Regions from separate parts of the Mus musculus genome. Here region 2 is linked to region 1. Evidence: chromatin loops called from intact Hi-C (ENCODE). Cell type or tissue: heart. All regions are shown on one strand.

Evidence for each region. Hi-C counts contacts between places; a loop is a spot of excess contacts. Peaks named below come from ENCODE experiments on the same cell type or tissue, not always from the same donor. Only the 100,000 strongest peaks of a DNase experiment are listed, where the experiment ranks them.
Region 2: it touches region 1 in a loop (1.9-fold over the local background); 3 of 42 quality-filtered maps call a loop at or near these places.

The regions. Positions count from the first base shown.
Region 1 is chr2:135,913,579-135,918,578 of GRCm38, forward strand. All of the region lies in intron 7 of Plcb4 (phospholipase C, beta 4), which reads left to right. Among named protein-coding and RNA genes, the nearest start is that of Gm14210, 100 kb to the left of the region's middle. In heart, no CTCF peak of the experiment used is centred here; DNase peaks (open chromatin) are centred at 2,583 and 3,613; H3K27ac peaks cover 1,413 bases.
Region 2 is chr2:135,825,383-135,830,382 of GRCm38, forward strand. All of the region lies in intron 3 of Plcb4 (phospholipase C, beta 4), which reads left to right. Among named protein-coding and RNA genes, the nearest start is that of Gm14210, 15 kb to the left of the region's middle. In heart, no CTCF peak of the experiment used is centred here; no DNase peak of the experiment used is centred here.

The DNA.
Region 1 (5,000 bases):
ATATTAATCTGTAGAGATCTTGAGTGCTTTGGCTGAAAGAAACTACTTGTGCTTTGCTTTCTGGCCGTTCTCTCAATGGCTGAGCTGCAGACATTACATGTCATCTGTTGGTGGGATGTCATGGAGCTTGTTATATATACCCCAGCCATTAAGGAACGGGCTGCTATTAAGCCCACATTTCATAGCTCTGTGACTTCCCTTAACCTATCGCTTGTCTAGTGCTGTGCAGACTAGCACATGGACAGCATCTGGAGGAAACAAATAGCAGCCTACCTTTAAAAGGATTGCTCTAGAATATCCAACTCTACTAGCAGCAGGCCTTTTTCTTTTCACTAGGCTTTCATTTGTTTATGTAATGTTTTATTATAACCGACATGCACAGGTTTGAAAATTAATAGAAGTCTTTTGTTGTAAGCCTCCAAATTTGGGGCAAAAGAATTTACTATCTATATCAACATGTGGCCTGGAGATTGAGTTTAGTGTCTGGGTATCCAAGGGCTTTGAATGTCTTAGGAGCATTCCACATTTCTTTCTCTGACCAAGGAGGGAAACAGGAAGAGAGTTTCCAGCACTGCATTTGATTATTGAAGTGCTTGAATCTCCTCCGAACTCCTAGACTATTATGCTACAGAACAGTCTGATTGTTCTGAAAAACTCACTTCTCCAAACATTTAGGCGAAGCCAACTTTCTATTCATCCAGACTCCAGAAGGACCGAATTTAACTCAAGAGAAATTTTCTGACTCTGAGCGAGTCCTTCAAATTGTTTTCAAAGAGTGTCTGCAATATGTGTGTGTGTCTGTGTGTGTGTGTGTGTGTACATGCCTCATTTTACATGGCTGTTTGGTGAGTCAGTAAAGCCCAGATGATTCAACTTTCTCCAAGTTCAGGTTGCAAATCCTTATAAAGTGTTTTCTAGTCATTTGACTGTGAAAATGTGGCTGTGTTTTTTCCAGAGATGCAAGTCTTATATAAGACATCCTGGAAGCTCAGCTTGTGCGGTCTCCAGCTGCTCTCTGCCATGTAAACAGCCTAGCCTTGCCACTCGCCACTGATTTAGGCTTGTGCTTGACTCCACTTCTCCTCCCTTATATGGTATCCTGAATAAGGTGGTGGCCAAACTTTTCACCTGCTGTCCTCCTCTCAGCCGCTCTGCCAAGACCACCCACACCTCCCTGTCACACCCCCAACCATCCCTTATATTATTCAACTTTCGTCTCTGCAGTATATCCAGAGCACAATTGCTTCTTACTGCCACTGTTGTGTGCTGTGGTCCTGACCAAAACTATATCTCCTCTTCTCTCCTGTTCTTCTCCTCCCCTCCCCTCCCCTCCCCTCCCCACCCTTCCCCACCCCTCCCCTGCCCTCCCCTCCTTCCCCCCCCCACCTCCTCCCCTCTCATGTCTTCATCTTGACCTTGCCCCTTATAGTCCATTCTCAGAATAGCAGCTGAAGATAAGCCTCTTCAGATCAGGGGCTTTCATCACGTGGGATGCTCTAAGGCCTCCAAGTCTCTATGAAATCCAGCCTCATCTGCTTCCCTGCCTGCCTTCACCTCCGTTTTCCTCAGCCATGTTTCTGTCAGATCTCTGTGGATATGCTGGCCGTTTGCTCTTTCCCCTGTTATAAAGGAAGGTTTTACGTTTGTTGTTTGTTTGTTTGTTTCCCTGTTTTTTTTCCCTGGTTCTCTTTCCATCCCTACTGGACTATTCACTACCTACTGCAGCTCCTGTCCTCTCAACACACTTCAGCCCTTCCCCATTCGTTCTTCTTTCCAGAACAGTTTCCAGCCTTTTGAAAGTGCTCAATAAACGCATGCTTACTGAAGACAGCTATGCTGGCCAGGCTAATATATCCTAACCCAGCTGGTTAAGATGACAGTAGTCTTGCCCTAATTTTTGGGAAATGGGTTCCAGTATCCCACAGTGAATTCCTAAAACCACAAATGGTACCAAGCTCCGCATGCACTTCTCCATTGTTTCTTCTTCCTGTAAATACATCTGATTAGGTTTAATTTATGTTAAAGGAAGTCGCAATACATAGTGAATTGTGAACAATAGATTGTGATAGAATTGCCAACATCAGTACAGTTATGCATGAGGACATTATTAAGTAAAATAGGGACTTATTTGAGCACAGCCCATCTGATAATGAGGTAGCGCTGAGTGCCCAACAAGAGGGCGGTACATCCCAGTTGTTTAGAGCAGGACAATATGGGATTTGATTCTGCTACCAGAGGGTGTGCAAGTTATAACTTATGAGTAGCTTGCTTCATCCATTTTCATTTAATATTTTCAGACATGAGCCACTAATATCATTGACAGTGAAATAAGGGTAAGGGGGTGCCACTGTATCAGCTCGGTGTTGTACACTTCGATTTTATACAGACTCGCTGAGGAGGAGCTAGGGAAAACGGTACTTGACAAGCAGGCTGAGAAAATGTGATTTGATGGCAGTCCAAGGGGAACGGAATGATCTATAATCCCGGGGTGTTATTTTTAGAGTCATTTTTCAGGATGTAATGAGATTGCTGCCACTGAGAGTCCATGACAGGACGGGAGGTTTCGATGCTGTTCTCTTGGCTTCCTCCCAATCAGGATCACCGTAGCCTGCTTACCTCAATACTTCCTGTCCCTCCACTTAGAAAAATGTCGCTTTCCTTTCCTCTCCTGAAAAGCCCTCTGTTAAAAAAGAAATGCTAACAAGTTGCTGCCACCTTTATCCCAACCCCAGGGTGCTGCTGGGTAAAAGGTGTGTCTTCTCTGTCCTGTAGCTAGAAACACTTGAGAAGAAGCAACCTCATGCTGAAAGCTTTGGCCCTTTTTCCAAGAAACTGTAATTAAGCTTTTTATTCTTCCTCCCTGATTCCTCCTCCCTGAACCATCTTCATCCCTCTGCTTATTATTTTATCATAGGCTATGCAAATTACTTAGTTAGCACGCTTACATCTTATTTACTTAGAAAACCAACTCTGGTTTGTTTTTGTTTCTTTGTTTGATTCTCAGAAGGCAGCTAGCTCAGGAGGGTTTCCATCTCCAGCAAATAGGAGTTCAGATGTCAGTTACAGCTGGTGCTGCACAGTGCAACCCCAGTCACTGTGCTGTGCGCCAGGCTCAAGCACATCCCACATTCAATGCTTCCACACATAAATCTGCTATTTTATAGCAACTCGAATTTTCCTTTGATTATAGAAATAAGCTGTTATTGTGAGGTTCAAAATGCAGAGATTGGAACTGAGTTCAGGCAATTTCCATCCCGCTCATTATACTTTCTTCAGGTTGTCAATATTGGGAGAACTTCGTAAATTATACTTTGTGACTAAGTTACCAAATAGGCACTAGACTAATTACTGCAGAAATTAAGTTATGAAAAGTAATGTGTTCTTTTTTGGGGTTCAAAAATGATAATAGGGTGTGTGATTTATTGCAGGCAATACAGTATCATTTTAAGAAACTGAGTTGAATGTTAAAGGCTCCTTGCTTGCACTTGGATTATGTTGACTAACTACAGAGGTTCCTGGAGAAGGAAGGGATTTACTCTTTGTTTCACTGGGAAAACAAAAGCAGATCTCGCTTCCTTCTGTTGGCTCTGCTAACATCCTCCATGACCTCAAAGACCTCAGTGGAGTTCCTGCGTGGATGGCCAAGCACTGAGGAACTTCAAGGGATCAGACTGAGCTTCAGCCAGGGTCTTCTAGAGGTGCCAGTTCTCGGGCCCCTTCTTGCCTGATAGTGAGAAATCTAGATAAAGAACCTAGGAAAGTTTCAACAGGTAGACCTAAACCCAAGTCACCAATTTTCAAGCCCACAAGTGTTAAGGTAACTAGAGCATACAAGTAGACAAATGCAGCTCCCTGCCCTCCCAGCCTGAACATGAGTTCACCAAGGCAGAGCAAAGAAAGGCACCTGGGGTAAACCAGGGTCTGTGACTCTAGAAAGCTCACACTGGCTTCACAGGACCCCATTTTAAAATCCTTTCATACAGTAGTTTGTGTTAGTTTGGGTATGATATGCCCAGGGTCTTGTGTATTCTAGGCAAATGTTCTACCACTGAGCTAGACCCCCAAACATTACAATGGTCTCAATTTTCAGAGTATAGGCTAGCGGCTCCCAGAGCCCTCGCACCTCCCACAGAGCTTCAAAGTCATGTCCAGGCCCAACCTTGGGCCTTCTCAATCAGCAACCCATGTTCTGGTGATCCGATTTGCCCTCCACATGATTGTGCTGCACCCTGGAAAGTGTGGCTATGGGAAAACGGTCCACCAGTAGCCTTAATATCCCACCGTCCTATGGAGATCTAGGAGAAGGGGCATTCGCCTGCTGGGGTGAGCTGTGCTTGCCGCCTTAGGCAGCTGGCTGGTGCATCTGAACCTCTCTCCCCACCCTCAATATTCATTAAGTCTCTTCGTTACCTTGCCTCACAGTGAGGCTCAAACATAACGAGCATAGAGGATGTGTGTGGATCTGTGTGCATGTGTGTGTAGGGTGTATGCATGTATCTGTGTGTGGGAGAAGGTGTGTGTTTATGCTATGCATCTGTGTGTGTGTGTCTGTGTGTGTCTGTGTGTCTGTGTTTCAGGGGGAAGGATGTGAGAGGAGTCTCTCTCTCTCTCTCTCTCTCTCTGTGTGTGTGTGTGTGTGTGTGTGTGTGTGTGTGTGTGTGTGTGTGTGTGCTCGAGAGTTTCATGCTTCCAAAACTAGCAGTTGGCATTTTCGTGCCAAAGTGTTAGATCCCATGGGAAGACTGGAGTGAGCGTTTACGTTTCTCTGTTTGGCAAGGATCGTAGCTAGCTTTGAGTGCCAAGCCTCATTGCATACTGAAGAGTCTATGGAGGTGCTGAAAGGTCATGACTTGTGCTCAGCAAAGAATGCCTTGGATGCTTTACCTTCTCAGGAGATTATTGTATGGTAAGACCATGGGGGTCAAAGTATGGTCAGGGTACAGCAGGAGCCAGTGTCAGAGTCACCAAGGCAAAAAAAAAAAAAATCATTGTGCCAAGAT
Region 2 (5,000 bases), 88 kb before region 1:
TTCTAATATTGACCAGGTGGATGGTGGAGCTATTTAGCAAATGGATATTTCATGAATATTTAACCCTACATAGTGAGTTCCAGACAAGCCAGAGCTACACAGTGAGACCCTGCATTTAAAGAAAAGGTGTGTGATTTTAATGATAAGAAACCAGGGAGCTCAACAATGCCTGTGTGCTCGGCTTCTTGGGGATATGGTTCAGAGGACTGACTATGACTGTGCTCTTGGAACAAACTTGTCAGGAAGTGTCCCCAAAGATATGCTTTGCAGTTGTGTGCTCAGTGACTTGGCAGAATATTGTTCTGTAAAGCCCACAATATACCCTTAAGAATACTATGTTTCTCTGCTTCTTTTCTATCTGGCTGGCCCTTCTATTCTGCGTGGTGTCTGAACAGTCAAGGACTTGAGCCCTGGCATGCCCAGTGTGCATGGCTGTATTACCCCAGCGTTTACACATTTGCTGTCCAATAAGCATAATGGAGTAGTCTCTAAGCTCTTTCTTGTTATATTGCCAGCTGCAGCCAGGGCCACCTACTGCAGCCAGTTTCTGGTCTACTGTGTTTCTTGCTTTGTGATACTGCTCTGTAGCATGTATCACCCCTGATTTTCTGTCTCTGACTTCTATTCTTGTCTGCTGTTGACACTTTCTCTTCTTTTGCATGGCTGATCACTTCTCTGACTAATTAATTATATTTTTGTTTTGTTGAGGTCCTCACAGAATGCTAAGAGAGTCAGGGTAACCAAAAAAATATGAATTCTACCCAACAAGCCTGCCTGGCCATCATCTTCTTCCTTTATTGTCTGCTCTGATGGACCGGTACACGTCATTTTTGTTACTGCGTGTCCTTTTGGTGGCCAAGTGTTGTTGAATTCACAGAAATCTGCTGGAACAGCCAGAAGGCATCCTCTATTTCCCTTCTCATCTGCTTATGGAAGGAAAGAGAATAACCCATAAAAGAAATATTCAGAAATACTCAGACACAGGCAGTTTTCTGTGAGACATAAGCAAAATAGTAATTAAATGAAAAATTAAGAAATTTCTCCTGGTTTTAGGCTTATTATTTCACTACAAGGGTGGTGTTTCCTTGAATGACACTTGTCTGCCTTTCTTGATACCAGCAATGATTTTTGGCTGCAGTGAAAGCAGACACCCTCCCCTCTGTCTGCTCATCTTGCCCTCATGCATATCCCCTCTGCATTTCCTGCTGTCAGGGAAGCTGGAGTCGGCATGTCGGTCTGTCAATCATGTTTTTATTTTTCTCTTTGCAAACAGTAGCAGCACACATATAATTCAAAACCTTTAATACTTGAAACCCACTGAAGCAAAAGCAAAATGAGAAACAAAATTGGCCATGCATGAAAAAATAAAAGGAAACGAAAGCACTTGATTAGTGTGGTTCAACACTGCACACAGTTGTTCAAGACAGGGCTGTGGCAGATGAGTCAACAGATACCTAGAGTAGTCTCAGAATTGGGTAGCCATGCGCCAAGGGCAAAGCTGGGAGGGGGAACCTAAAATGAGTTAGTTCTTTCCCTAGAGAGAGAACCTTGGTAGGAACAAGGCATATGGGTACCATTCTGACACCGTCAGTAGATTCAGAGTTGGGCTAATACAGGGCTGTAATGCCAGGACTAAGTTATCTATGGCCATGAAGATGCTATACCAGCTCCAGTCTAGATTCTAGAGCCTGGAGCCCTGGTTTGTAACTGAAAACTCTTACTTTTGTTCACAAATTTCTACATCAGCTGAGCTTTTCTGCTGCTTTTGGCTCTGCTCTCTTGTGCTTCCCTGTGCACTTGCAGTCAGCTAGAGCATCAGTAGGGGGTTGGCTAGCCTGAGATGACTCAGCCCTGTACCATGTTGTCTCTCCTGTTTTATCAACTTAATGCTGAACTTCATGGCATATGAACAAGGTTACAAGAGAAGGGATAGAAACATGCAGAGGCCCTGATGACCCAAGTTTAAGTCTCAGTGGGAAGAGAGTTAGGTACAGGAGAGAGGGCGAGGGAGGCTGCTAGCCGAAGGCAGCAGATGCAGCCCACACTTTCCATACACTCTTGTGCTTGAGGAGCTTGGCAGACCCTTGGTGCAGGTTGAAGACAATTCAGAGGTTCAACAGTAATTGCCATTCTGAGGAGATGCGCTTTACGGAACTGCACTTGGGGTGGAATCCTTCTCCAAGCTTCTTCCCAAGAACCATGGACAGGTTCTCTCAGTAGAAACGAAAACTCAGAGGTGAGTTGTGGGCCACAGGACAAAATTGCTTAAAGGTGATAATCCACCTGATCTTCAAGAGAACCGGTACCTGTGATCCCCCTGTGAAGTCCAGGCTTTTTCGGAGATAATGGAACTTGACATTCAGTGAACATAGGCGTGCCTTACCTGCTTGTCGGTGGGCGTGATCAGCAGGACTGGCTTTTCTAATGGAGTTGGGCTACTTCTTCCACATGCTGTGTGGCTAAGTTAGGCTGCCATAGTAGGTCCCCACATGAGTAGCATCTGCAAGGTCTACTACAAATCCATGTTCTTAGCATCCCCACCTCCATTAGGCCCCACGGAGCAGGAACTCTGGGGTTGGAACCTAGCAGTCTCACCTTAATTCCTGTGCATGTAGCGTTTTTGAGATCTGAATTAGAATTATATGGGTTTTGACAAACCTAGAGAGTTTTTGTTCTTGTTGTTGTTGTTGTTATTGTTGTTCTGGTTTGCTAAACAACTTTAGAATAAGCACAAGGTTTCCAGTTATATTTGAATTTTGTATTATCAGTGACCAAATTACTTTTTATAAAGCACATTTGCTTTCCAGATTTGTTGTTGATCTGAAAAGGAATTTTAACTGGTGTCATGCTTTTTCTTTTTTTTTTTCTCTTTACCATATCCCTAGTAAGAGATGTCAAAAATTTAGAGTCAAGTCAAAGAACAATCTAAGTCTTTAATGGACTAGAAATTCTAGAAAGAAAGGTTAAACTTTGACTTGATGATCCCAGAGAGGATACCAAAGGTGAGATGAAATTAGAAATTTTTATTTAAGGGGAATGCTGCTGAGCCATTCCTTATGGCTGCTCAGATTAACCTAGAAGACCTGTTTCTTATGACAAGGCAAGGCTTCCTGCCATAAGGAACTTCTGTGTGGGTTCTGAGCAAGTTTTGTGATCCTCACATGTGATCCTTCAGATGTATTTAGAAGCCTCCTGTGATTGGAAGGTAGCTTGGCTGAAACCACCTTGTCAGACCAGCTGAGAGAGACCTTGCCCAGTGGGAGGTTGGAGGGGCTGACTGCCAAAACTATCTGGATGTGTAATATTTGCATTATAAAAACGGAAGTTCACAGCCTTTCAAGTTGTTTTTCAAGCTTGAGATTGTCTGGAGCTTGGCTTTCAGGAAGTAAAGCAGAGGTCTGGAAGGGATGTTTTGGAGGGGCTTGAGCCTCCAAGGTTCTGAGCCTCCGCCATTCCTAAAAGTGTGATCTTAGACCAGTTTACTCCTTAATTTTCTCATCTATGAAATTAAAGTTCCGATTAATAATTATGTCATATGTTCTTGTTCGTTGAATTTATTCATGTGAAATATGAGAACAGAAACATACTCTTAAGTATTGTTATCTTGTGAAGGACTGAAATCTTTGTGTCATGGGCACTTCGAGGTTGTTAAAGCTGAAAACTGGTGTTGAGTGGAAGTATATTGTCTTATAGATGAAGAATTGTCCCTTGTGAGCAATCATGCCCCATCCCCGGCTGTGACCTTTCACCTTAAGGTGTTAGCTTGAACTTACAGGGGTGTCGCTCTGTGCTACCACTGAGTCTAGTTACGAAGCTTTCCTTTTTCTCTTCTGAGATGAACTTTCCCACATTTTCCAGAAACCCCCAAGAGAATTGTATTCATTTCCCATTGCAAATTGAATTCAATTAAAATGCTATAAAAGAATGCCATATAATGTCACGGAGAACAAAATGACATTTCCAAAATATTTTCAAGAAACTTGAACTCCAAGTCCATTTAGTTCCACTAGTAAGGAAATGGAGTCATGGAAAAATTTTAATCTTACAACCAGTTTAATCACAGTTAGGAATCCAATTGAGATCGGGCACTTTTAAATTTCAAAGATGGAAATCAAATGATTTCTGGCACACTGAAGAGGAGCTAATACTGGCCATATACAGTGCAGAGTTTCTGACTACACTCAATTGAAACCTCATGTAAGACGCCTCAGGTTGGTACTAGAACAGTCTCCTCAGCACCTGAATTAATTACTAAAGTGACTGTTTAAGTAAATTCTTGTCACGTTGCCGAAACGTTTAACTTTTCTCTAAAGTGAAGCAGCATTCTGAACCTGCAGCGTAGTGTGCACTCAGTCCAGGAGAGCCGTAACACTGTCAGCAATGGTTGTTACTTTTCTTCAGGGAAGGAAAATGTACTGTAGTACCTCTGTCACTGGACTTGGACAGGGCGTTCCCATTGTTCTTCCTAAGTTTGTGAGGGCTCTGGTTAGTTGTGAAGTGCAGCAGCCAGACTGATTCAGCTAGCTCTCTGCATGCCAGTCAGTGCCTTTCTTAATATCTGCTTCATCTGAGACAGCCACCTCTTTCAAACCTGAGGATTTGGATAGGCTGTAGGCGGGGCAGTAAGCCTTGACTTCTCTTCTTGCAGAATGCTATTCTATTCCAGGCCTGTTCATATGATAGACATAGGATTTTACGAGGGGCAAAGAGACAGTAAGAGGGTTCTTTTATTATTTTTCATTTATTTATTTTTATTTATATGCGTTGATGTTTTTCCTACATGTATATATTTATACCACAAATATACAGTATGTATGATGGCCAGAAGTGGTTGAATAATCAGGAACTAGAGTTACAACGTTGTGAACCACCATGTGCCTCCTGGGAATGCAAGCCAGGTCTTCTCGAAGAGCAACGAGTGCTCTTAACCACTGATGCAGCTCTTCAGCCCCAAGAAGTTCACTTTTGAAACAAGCCAAGTGACCAAGGCTGGGAATTAG